Linked DNA regions of Mus musculus: region 2 is linked to region 1. A link is a contact called in ENCODE Hi-C data. All regions are on one chromosome and are shown on one strand. The core of a region is the stretch at or near the end of the contact, and the rest is flanking DNA. Distances in the headings are between cores, read along the strand shown. Region 1 holds the start of Sall1 (spalt like transcription factor 1). Region 2 holds the start of Irx5 (Iroquois homeobox 5).

Region 1 (5,819 bases), core at 1,386-3,885:
TATCGCCACCAACAATAAAGACCAATTCTCTCCCGGCCATTCCAACCGTCCCCTTCCTCCCATCCCCCTCCTCCACCTCCCCTCTTCTCTCTCCCGGCCAAAGGGAAAGAAAACAAACAAGAAATTAGCGGGGGATGCCGCTCACAGAGCCAGGCGCCCGCCTCTACGTCGTCGAGGACTCAAAAGAACGAAAAAAGTTATCAAAGTTTAGATACCCGCAATTAATTCGTCTCTGCTCGCCCATTTTTAATTAAACAGCGCGAAGCAGCAGATTTTGCGTTTTCGTTCGTTTGTGGTGTTTGGGGGGAGATTCCCCCCACCCTTAATCACACATAGAGCCAACAGTGAGCACGTGTGAAGCATCTCCCTGGAGCTTCCCGCGGAGCACACCCCGAGAAGGGCTTGTAGGACCGCCAGCTCCACTGGGTTTCTGGCCACTGGATTGCCCGGAGGCCAGGACTTTCAAGAAGCCAAGAATGTTAAAGACTGTTGAGGGCGGCTCTAAATACCGGCAGATTCAAGGAAGAAAGGTGCGCCTGGAAGCTTCGGTGCACCCTGAGGGGTGCACGTTGGTGTGTTTTCAAGCGCTCCGATTTGCGGGGTAGGGGAGAGTGCTAGATTTAAAAGTGTTCCGGTCTGATCACGTTCCCGGGGGTTTGGGGAAAGTAAGCGGCTAGCACCCCAGGAGCGCGCAAATCCATCTTTGCCGAGAGATCTCTTTAAATATTCAGTGAGAAATAATGGCATTTGAAACACCACCTATGGAAACATTATTATCTTCATTCTTCAACATCAGAGCCACTGATAGCTTCGTTTGTCTTTTTATCAAAATCTACAGTACCCAACAGAACCTGGAGAGAAGGGAAGAGCGAGATGCGGGAGAGAGCCGGAGACCAGGGAGACGCGCGAGGGGTGGGAGAGCAAGGACAAAATAAAAAAAAAAAGAGAGAGAGGAAGGATGGACGGGGAGAAGGAAAGAAGGCAGAAGTTAAACCAAGAAGTATAAAGTCAGCAGACATAAAAAGATACTTTCAACTAGCACACAAAAGATTAGGGGAAAAAGAACCGTGGAAAGGGGCTAAAAGCCATTTAAGAGAGTGCGACATGGGTCCTGAGTTCCAAGGCTCTGCTGTGAAGGCTAGTGCCCACTTCGCGCGAGCCGACTGTGTCACGATCCAGACTCAAAGGCGCTCCAGAATTGGGGCGTCCTTATGAGCCCTCTCCTCTCCTGATCGCGAGATAGGGCAAGGATTGTGTATCTGCACCCCTCCCCCGCCTCCACCCCCATTACTCAGCCGAAGTTTAGTTAGTTTAGTCCTTCGGGTGCAGGACTTCGGGAACCTCGGCGAGCGGAAACCCCGAGGCAGGAGGAGGTCTAAACTAAGCCGAGGACCAAGCCTCAGGTTCGCAGGCGCCCAAACCCGGAAGAGGGAGTACAGGGCCCGGATCCCTGGGTCCCGTGAGCGGGTAAGAGAGGCTGGCTCCCAGCTCTGGGAGAGAAACAGAGAGAGATGGAGAGAAAAGTTTGGGCGCCGCACGTAGCAAGTGTCGGAAAAGTGAAGGCGAGTCACGGCGTAGCTAGCAGGGCAACGAACAGGACCCCCCCTCCATGCTCACTCACTCCGGGTAGCCACCTCGTCTGCGACGAGGTGGCGGCCTCCACCCCTAGGACACGGAGCACTAGGGTCCAGGGTAGAGGCGGTGCCTAGGGTCTGGCTCCAGCAGCACCACCCAGGCCAGGGGAGCGCTGCTTAGCACAGAATTAGCTGCGCCCCTCCCCTCCCTCCCGCAGAAGCTGAACTCGGAGCTCAGGCAGGTCCTTGCTCTCCACCCGCCCGGAGCTTGGCGGCGCCACGGTGGCCGCCGCCTCCCCGCGGAGTGACGCGCCCTGCAGCCAACCGGGGCGGCCGGGGGGAGGTTCGGGAGGGGGTCCTGGGCGGAGCCGAGCCGCCCCCTTATCCCACGGGCTCGGGGCGCTTCTCCCGAAAACTTCAGCCCTAATTGTCCCGGGAATGTCCAAGGTAGAGAAAGGGAGCTAAGGAGCCAGCAAGAGGCTGGAGGGTCGCCGCTCCCAGGCAGGGAGAGGATGGGGTGGCGAGAAAACTGCCCCTCCCCCCAAGCCCCAAACCCATCACGTCCCCAAACCTTTCCTGGGTCCTCTTCTCCGCACCCCCGCGAGCCCGGGATCCTGAGAGTGGAGAACTCTGGGCGAAGGATCTCCGAGCCAGGCGGCGGGCAGGCGGGAGGGAGGCCCGGCAGCGAGCGGGAGGCGGACTGGCGTGGGGCTGGCTCTTCCCCACTCGCTTTTTTTTTTTTATGAGAGTGGGGGTGGGCTGCTTTCTGGTAGCTCTTAAAGAAAATGAAGGAACACTCACGAAATGGGGCGCCCTCTCCTACCCCGTCCCGCCACGGGACTCCCTCCCCCTCGCGGGCCAGTACGCAGCGCGGGAGTTAGGAAGTTCGCCGCTCGCCCGCAGCCTGGGTCCCCAGCCCCCGCCGCCAGCCCCACCCCCACGCGGCCCTGCTCCGCTAGGCTCCCGGGCGAGCATGCTAATTCGGGTCGGCCCAGCCCGGGATGGAGGGCGGGGGAGGGGGGAGGGGAACGAGCGGGGGGCGCCGGCCGGGGCGCTGGGCGCGCAGTGGCGAGGAGGCAGGCCCCCGGCGGCCGGGCCGCGGAGTCCCCGGCGGTCGCCAAGAGGGTTAACCAAGAGTCGGGCGGCGCGGCGCGCAGAGCCAGCCCCGCGGCCGGCTTATTGGGCCAGCGCGCGGAGAGACAGGGGTCTGCAGCAAATCACGAACTAATTGATTAAGGCGAGCGGGTTTGAATAGCGCTGGCCCGGTGCCAATCGCCTTTCAAAGAGCCCCTCTATGATTAATCGCAATGCATTATTGATAATCATAATTATAGCAGGACACATGCGCGCTGTGCCCGGGGCCGGGGAGCCGGGGAGGGGGCGGGCGGGCCGGCGGGCGGGGGGAGCCGCCGCCGCCGCCGCTCGATTTCCGTAATTTTGAGAAGATTTTTTTTTAGTAATTTTTTATTCTGCCCCAGCTGATGTTTGAGCCAGCATGTCGCGGAGGAAGCAAGCGAAGCCTCAACATTTCCAATCCGACCCCGAAGTGGCCTCGCTCCCCCGGCGAGATGGTGAGTGCTCCGGCCGGCGCCGCGGACACACAGACACGCACTCACACGCACACTCGGACCCACGCACACGCGGCGGGCCCCGCGCCCACCGCCGCTTTCGCCTTCTGCACTCGGCGCGTCTGATTTTATTTCATGCTTCCTCGATTTCAATTTGCCGGGCCAGGCTTCCCCTGTCCCGGGAGAGCCAGCCTATCCCGGCTGGAGCTTTCCGGAGTTCCGTGTCCTCGACTGGGCGGAGTAGGGTCGACTGGCCGGCTCGCTCCTCCGCCCAGAGGGTCGGAGAAGCCGCGGCCACGACCCTGCCGCCCCGAGGGGCGATCTCTCGGGCAGAGGCCATCTGGAGCTGCCCACGCGAGCTCTCTCCCGCTCCCCGCGCGCCACCCGGGTCCCCGGGCTGGGCCTCTGTCGCCTGGGCCTCACCGCCCAGCCCTGCGGCCAACGTTAAAGAAGTTTACTTCGTCCGGGTGGCTGAACGCCGAGCGCGTGGGGAGCTCTCCGTACCCACCCCCCCCCCAAACTCTCGTTCCCACTTGGCTAGCGGGCGAAACATGGTACCTTTGGGGGTTCCGAGCCGTGAGAACTGGGGGTTGGGGTGGAGGAGCGACATCCTGGGGTCGCGGCCGAGTGCTGCCGGTCGCTCTGGAGACTGACTTAGGGACAGGGAAGTGTCGCTTGGTCCGGCTTCCCAAGTTTGTTCTCCTGTCGTTTCTTTCCACACTTGCACCCATAACCCGTCAAAGTCGGGCTTGGATGTGTGCACCCCACGTATTATGGAGTCCCATCCTTCGGGACCCGTTCTGGTAAGGGTCATTAGACACTTTCTTGGGTCCCGGGTATTAGCCCGCCAGACCCCTGGAGCCAGCCGAGCAATGAAGGCAGGGTTCCGAAAGGACTGAATGAGTAGGGAAAAGTTTGTGTGCGGGAACTGTGGCCTAGAATGGGAGAGACCCGCGCAGGGAACTGGGGTCACTGAGGGAAGACCCCCTCCGACCCCAGCTTGACCTGAACTGTTCTAGGGCAGAGTTTCCGAGCTCCCAGGCCAGAGGCTACGCTCGGTTCCGGGGTCACCGGACTTTGTGCCTGACTCTCCGCTGCGTCGGTTGGAGAGTGACCAGACCCGAGGCTCGGCGGCCCCGGCTGCCCTTCGGGAATCCTCGATCCCGGGCGTGGAGGAAGGAGCTGCACCCCAGCAGAGCTCGGAAGCGTGACCTGAGATCCGCACCTCTGGCCACTACGCTCTGCGGGCGCTGGAGCCCCACATCGCAGGCTCCGTCCCCAGAGGCCTGGCTCTGAGCGGCTCTGGGTGCGGGTACGCGCAGGCAGAGCCAGAGCGACAAGGGATCGACAGCTTACTTCCTCCTCGCTGTTGGGAGAGGGCAATCCTGGCGTGAGACACCTGGACATTTTTTCAGGCGATCTGAGAGCCATTAAGGCAACTGTTTTGCCCAGCACCTTTGGAAGCTCGAAGCCTCACCAGTGTGATTCTCTGAGTCCTCTGGAAGGATCCCTTGAAACACACCCAGTTTCCCACCCCAAAAGAACCGGTTTGAGGGTAAAACCAGATGAAATTAGCCAAGGCCGCAGCAACCACTCGGACTATTTTTGTGGGGTTTCTCAGCTAGTTTCTTAGGCTTTCTGCCGCCCCCACAACAATCTTTCCTAAAGTGAGGCCTTTGCACCGGGATGCTGTTAAAACTTAACAATTTGCATACGGGGGTGGGGGTGGGAGAAAAACAACCTGGGGAAAGAGAGGTGTTTTTTGGTTTTTGTTTTTTAAATTTATACTGGTTGTTTGTATTTTCCACGCAAAGAATTTCAAAACTAACAACCACCACCTCGAGCTTGGGAAGAAAAGACCCTTGCTAGTTCTTCGCTTTGAGTCTAGAGCTGGAATTTTTAATAGTTAAGGCTTCTCATAAAGCGATAGCATTAAAGGAGTTCACTGCCTCTTACTATTATTATTTATTAGTACAATTTTTTTTTTAGTTTATTTGAGCTGTGAGGTAAGTTAATTAAGGAACTGAATCAAGTTTCCTTTCTTTCTTTTCCTTCTTTTTTTTCACTTAATTTCTCCTTTTTTCTTCCTAAAAGCTGGTTCATTGTGATTAAAGCAGTGATTATCCCGAACACCCTAGGAAACACCCCTCCCAGGCCAGCTCCTTACTCCCTCCTTTTCTTCAGTAGTAATAGTTTTAGGTTATGACTGTTTTTACATGGCTGAACAATAAGTTTGGGAGAAGTTGACTAGAGGGCAGGTTTTGTAATAGGGTTACAGGATTTAGTGTGCTGTAATAGTACTCTACACAAGCAGCCCTCCCCAGCAGCTGACAGTCAGGAGGGCCCGCCATACCCCGAATCTTTTCATTTGGGAATAGTTGTGAGAGACATACAGAGGAAAGTGCATGACACAGCTCACGTTTGCTTTTAAAAGTCGACTCTTCTGCAACGAGTCCAGCCATCTCCATCCATTTCCCTACCCAGAACAGAACATGTGCCTGAGGAGCCGCTGCTGTTGGGCGTTTGGTGGGTTTTTTTGTTTTTGTTTTTGTTTTTGTTTTTGTTTTTTTTTACTTTGGAAGGCAACCCCTTACTCAGATGCCAGCTTTACACTTTCTCTTGTCTCAAGAGGGTCTTACTACACACAGCATATGAAATATCAGGCATTACCAAAGTA
Region 2 (5,819 bases), core at 1,660-4,159, 3.3 Mb before region 1:
ATGTCCGAAGGAGCCATAGTTCGTGTAGCCCGGATAGAAGGGCGCCGTGTAATAAAGAGGCCGGGACAGCACCGTCCCGCCCGGAAAGGGACACTGCGCGGAGGGTGAGCGTGCGGGCGCTGGGGCAGGAGACGCGCGGCTGCCTCCAAGCGTTTGCCCGCCCATGGGCCCTGGGCACGGTGGGCATGGAGAGCCCTCGCTCCCTCCGCCCCCGTCCTTGACCTTGTCCGAGGATGTGGCGATCTCGGCCAGAGACCACAGTTTGGGCTTGGCTAGCACGGCCGGAGGCGGTGGCGGAGGTGGCGGTGGCGAGTGGATGACCGAGGATCCGCCCGAGCCGGGGGGCAGCTCTCCGGCTGATGGGTGCGGGCCGGGAGCCGGCACACTCGCGGGGTAGTGAGGACCCGCGTCTTCCGCCAGACGAGCGGTTGCGGGCCCAGCCGGGGAGGACTCGCCCGCGCGCGGGGGCCTGGGCAGCTCATCGTGGCGGCCTTCGGAGGACGACTCCTTAAAATCCGAGTCGCTGAGGCTGCCTTCGGTCTCCTTGCCGGCGGGGCTGAGCGGCCCCTGCAGCCGTTCGCAGCCCGCAGTCGCCTTCTGCTCTGCTCCTCCTGTGGGCGAAACCCAGGCTGTCAGAGGCGTGGAGGCCACGCGGCCAGGCCCGGGTTCCTGCCAGCAGAGGCAGGGACCCGTGCGCGCCCCCTCCAGGCCCCCTTTGCCTTTCGAGTCCCGCTCAACATACCCTTTCCCGCATCCACCAACCTGATTCGGGGCCCTCGAGGTCGCCCTTGTCCTCGGGCTTCTGTGGCTCGTCCTCGTCGTTCTTCTCCAGATCGATGTTCTCCTCCTCCTCCTCGTCCTCGCTGCGGTTCCGTGGCGTCCACGTCATCTTGTTCTCTTTCTTGAGGCGCCGGCGCGCGTTGGCAAACCAGGTGGACACCTGGGTGAGGGTCATCTTGGTGATAATGGCCAGCATGATCTTCTCTCCCTTGGTGGGGTACGGGTTCTTGCGGTGCTCGTTGAGCCAGGCCTTGAGAGTGGCTGTAGCGTCCCGAGTGGCATTCTTCCGGTACGCGGGGTCCCCATAAGGATAGGAGCCCAGAGGTGCTGCATAAGGGTGATATCCCAAGGAACCTGCCATACCGGGAGTGTGGTCGTAGGGAGAGCCCTGTGAGGGACAGGCAGAGGTTAAGTGAGTGAGGGTGTGGGCTACATAGCCACCCAAAAGACTGAAACCCACTTTCCCTCTGTCCTTGGTTTTGAGTGCCAGCGCGGGCCCGCACTCCAGCTTCCCCTGAGGCAGAGCTGGCTGGTTTAAACGCAAGAGTGACCACCTTCCCCCTCCTCAGAAGGCAGCAGGGCCCCCCAATTCTGATTCTGGCCCTTCGGGACCCCTGAGGCTGTTCAGGGTTTAGCACACCACCTTGGAGGCCACCATCTGCTGGGGGACCTCGGTGCCCAGGTCTCAGATCTGGCCTCTGCGGAAGGGCCCACGGTTCTCTTAGAGGCCTGAGCAGCCTCAGCAACAACTCAGAGCTCTGCTCCAGAGCGGCCGCATGTTGGGCGCAAGGGGTACAACAAGGGAAGGAAAGGCTCTTTCTTTAATCTTCAAAGAAATGCGATAGACAAGCTGAGCCTTAGCTTGCACACCGACGGTCTAAAAATGCTATCCCTAACCGAAGCCGTTGCGCTTTTCCAGAAATCACACCCCGCCGTAAAAACCCGGATACACCGCATCTCGCTGGCCGTTTCAGAAATTTAATACTTCCAAATCGGATTGCGAAGATAGGATTACGGATTTGCAACATTTTGGGGATTAATTAAAGGCGAGGCCAAACACATTTACATAGATTTAGCACACTACTACTGTTTGGAATTCCGGTCGGCTTCTTTTGAACTACTTTTTCCAACATGGCAAAACCAAAAGAAAGAGGAGGAAGAAGAAGAAGAAATTTGCGGGTTGTCCCAGAGCTTTGAGCCAAATGCCGTTCTTTATAGTAAAGACCAATCAATCCCCCCCCCTCCCCGCGCCCCAAAGCCTTCCCTTCAGCTCGGCGATCCCAGCAAGACGCGGCTTTCGCCAGAGCCACTCCGGAGCCCGCGGCTCGAGTGAAGCTGAATTAGACAATTGCTCAAGTTTGCAAGGGCCGCGAAGCTTGGCGGGTGAGGTGGCGCCTAGGCCCGTGTCCACCGCAACCGGGCTCTGCAGGCCTGGCCCCGGCTGCCCGCTCGCTCGCCCGCCCGCCCGCCCGCCTCGGACCCAGCTCACACTCACCACGTAAGAGAAGGCAGCGGCGGCCGCAGCCGCGGGGTCGGCGCCGTACTGGAGGTGCGAGTTGTAGCCGGGCGAGGGAGCCGTGAAGGCAGTGGAGCCAGCGTAGGGCGAGAACGCGGAGCCCGAAGAAGAGCGGCCGAGCTCATCCGTGCGGGGCCCCGAAATGACGCTGGTGCTGTATGCGGGGCACGAGTAGAGCGCCAGCGAGGCGGACGGCTGGTACAAGTAGCCCTGCGGGTAGGACATGGCCACACACGGGCATGGGGCGCGCCGCGCCGCGGCGGCCAACGAGCCGGGCGGCGCCCTGCGAGGGCGAGCGAGAGGGCACCTGGCTTCTGGCTGCCCCGGGCCGCAGCTCTTCGAGCCCCGGCTCCCGGGCTCCGGCCCGCGGCGCCTCCTGGTTGGCTTCCCGCGCGCCTCTGGCTGCGACCGCCGCGCCCGCTCCTCTGCGCGCCCCGCTTGCCCGGGCTAGGCTTTCTCTCCCCCCACCCCCCTCCCTCGCTCTTTGCACCGGGGGGCTCTGCTTTTGGCTTTGCAAAGGTCCTGCCAAGATGCTAAGTTGGAAATTGAGGATTCTGACGCCTTGTGTGCGCGCGAAGCTCCTCCTTCCCGGGGTGTAGTCGGTGGGGGGACTGGCAGGAGCCTCTGGCCGGCGGCAGCCAACCCGGCCGCCAGGCGCGTCTCGCCCTCTCCCTGTTCCTCCCCGGCTCCTCTCCCGCTCACTGGCGCTCCCCTCGCCCCTCCCTAGCGCCCGCCTCTCCTCCGCCACCCCCCTCTCCTCCTCTGCCCGGCCTCCCCCTCCTCCCTCCCGACTCTTCCTCTCCTTCTCTCTTTCTCAGACTCTCGAGCGCCGGCCCCAGGATGACAATCACATCCCAAGCGCGCCGATCGCTTCCAACTTTGCTCTCCTTTTGCTAACTCTGGGCGGAGCGGCAATCTCGACGTACAACTGGCCTTAGTCTTGGCTCGGGCCGTTCGGGAACACAAAGGGAAAGATGCAGCGGGCTGCGCTCGGGAGAACGCTCTGCGCCCTCCTCGCCAGTGCGAATAGCGAAGTTGGCGGACGTCTTGTTCTCCCGAGAGCTGGGCTGGGAGGTGGTTTTTCTCCCTCCACGCTCCACAGTGGCTTCTCCCTCCTGCCGGAGGTCTCTAGGTTGAGCTGGAGACCTGGAATTCAGATCCCAGGGAGAGTCGATGGATGCCGGCGCTCAGGGCACAGCGAGGCCGAGATGACCGCCTTTCTGCGCCAGCAACTGCAGCAGGTGGGCAAGAGCCAGGCCTAAGTAGAAGGGGCCCCGCTAGCCCTTCCTTCCACCCATCCCTGGCAGACGACGAGAAGAGGCTAGAGAGGAGACTCTGGGGTCTCTGGCTGGGGGTGTGACTTTTCTCTGGAACGAGGAAGGCAGTGGGCAAGAAGTGCCCGACGGAGAAGCTGTTCTACCCGAGTCGGTCCCCCAGACGCCCCCGGCCCCTTGCCATCCCAAGTAGCGATGCCTGCTTCTCATGTCTAGCCACGAGCAGCTTGCCCCGTCAGGTCTGTGGAGCCGGAGGGTGTGGGGTCTCGCCCCTTTTGTTCCACTAAGTCGCCTTCCACCCTCGCTCGCCCCCGCCCCAGTTCCACTGCAAACACTGGGCAGTGAACAGTGTCCAACCCAACCGCTGTTTGTTCAGCGAGGCGCTGGCCCGGCAAACACACACCACAGAGTCCCAGGCAGAGTTCTCGGAACACCCCCTCCCCAAACCCCCCACGGCCACACAGTGAGAAGGCAAAACAGACCCTAGTCCCTGGTCTCCACCTCCCGCCGCCGCAAATTACAAACGCACTGAAGCTTTGGGACAGACAGGGGCGCTGGTAAACCAGGACCGCCGGCGGCAGAGTGCACACACCACACATCAAGCATTTTGTGGCCTTTCACAACCCAGCCACGCGCAGGCTGGAGCGTAACAATACACAAAGTTTCCTGTAATGATTCTCACTAGCCAGCAAGCAGTTTGCTCGGTTGGGGCCGTGGCAAACACTAACCCCACGCGGATCGCACAGGGACCCGCACCGCGGCGCGCATTCACGCACGCGCGCAGACTGCCCCCTCACTTAGCACTCAGGATACAGGTTCCGCCCCCGAGAGGTTGGACCCCGCGGACTACATTCTCCAAGAACCTCTAGGCCTACCCCGCCCTTCCCCTACACAGCTTCGCCTCTGATTGGGCGTTGGTCTCCATTAGCCCCTCCTCTGGATGACGTAATCCGCTTCCCTCGGAGTTCCAGCGCCAGGGGGCGTGGCTGGGAGGGTCTTTGGCTGCGTATTGTCATGGAGACCAGAAGCGGTCGGCTGCTGAAGCGGGCGGCTGCGAGCTAGACTGATCGGCACGCGAAACCGGAGCCCTGGAGAGCGTGCGGCGGCCTGAGGCTGCCTCTCGGGCTGACCATTCCGGGTTCGGGGTAGGCCGGAGCTCTTCAGGGAGCGTCCCCGCCCCGACGCGCGGGTCCCCGCCTCCCGCGTCCGCACCGCCCCCCGGCTCCGCCCGCTCAGCCCGGCTAACGGTCGGCGCGGCCTGCCACGAGGGAGCGTCCGCGGCCCGCGCAGAGCCGCGCACCAAGCCGATGGCGGTGGACGCAGCAGGGCCCCGCGGTCTGAGTGCGGGCAGGCGCGCGTGGGCGTGTCTCCCTGGCCCACGCGTGTCCCCGGCATCAGTGTCTCGGCTCTGGTCCAGGACGAAGACTTCTGAAAGCGAGCCAAGGAGGTTTGTGCCACCGAGAGCCCAAGTCTGTCACGCAGACATCCTCATTACATAATCCTGCCACTTGGGCGACTTGACTGTTTCTGTCTCCCCCTCCCCATCTTGCTCCCCACTCTATATTTTTTCTGCTCTCTCTCTCTCTCTCTCTCTCTTTTTTTTTATTTTTTTTATTTTTTTTATTTTTTTTGGTGTGTGTGAAGGACTAGAAAGTGTCCTGCAAGATATTGAAACATTTAGAATTTGCGATTTTGTTTCTCTGGTTGTCACCTCCGCTCTACATCAAATTTAAGGCTCATTTCTTAAGGATGTCTCTATTTTCTGCTTTATTTGCACACTGATGGCTCTGCTGCTCTGCTGGCCTCAGCCGCCTGCGTCTGATACAGAACCGCGTTAATAAGAGAGGGAAGGCGAAAGCTGATCATTAGCAGGCAGACGGAACTCAGATAGCATCTGGCGTCCTTTTCTCCATGTTTACAAGAAAGCTTTTATATTCTCGCTTGGTAAACACATTCTTGCTGGCAAACACAAGGTTTTAACTTTTTATCTTGATACTAGGGGAGAATCAACACTCCTCCCCACACAAACACCTTTTTTTTTTTTTCCTTTCTGTTCCGTCAGCTTTTCCATTTGGGAAACTGTTCACTTGTTAGCTGTAGTTCCGGGTCTCTTGTCGCTGAAGCTTTTTATACACCAGCAGAGGTAGGACCCTCATGCCAGATCACCAAGACTCGTTTATTCCCCCTTACTGCTGCATTTGTATATTTCTAAACATGTACTAGGGCTAGGTTACTCTGTTTTTAATGTT

Evidence for each region. Hi-C counts contacts between places; a loop is a spot of excess contacts on that map.
Region 2: a loop to region 1 is called in a map of heart, with 11 times the contacts of the local background. The contact joins the promoter of Irx5 here to the promoter of Sall1 in region 1. A Hi-C loop is called at or near these places in 7 of 37 maps with a recorded cell type or tissue (heart and left cerebral cortex).

What each region holds. Positions count from the first base shown.
Region 1 is chr8:89,039,678-89,045,496 of GRCm38, reverse strand. It overlaps Sall1 (spalt like transcription factor 1), which reads left to right and starts at 2,635. Exons shown (of 3, transcript NM_001371070.1): 1 at 2,635-3,145. The coding sequence starts at 3,070. It overlaps Gm3134 (predicted gene 3134), which reads right to left and starts at 4,254. Exons shown (of 3, transcript NR_166639.1): 1 at 3,701-4,254.
Region 2 is chr8:92,354,886-92,360,704 of GRCm38, reverse strand. It overlaps Irx5 (Iroquois homeobox 5), which reads right to left and starts at 2,909. Exons shown (of 3, transcript NM_018826.2): 1 at 2,276-2,909; 2 at 763-1,168; 3 at 1-611. The coding sequence starts at 2,521. It overlaps Crnde (colorectal neoplasia differentially expressed (non-protein coding)), which reads left to right and starts at 4,585. Exons shown (of 4, transcript NR_110452.1): 1 at 4,585-5,017.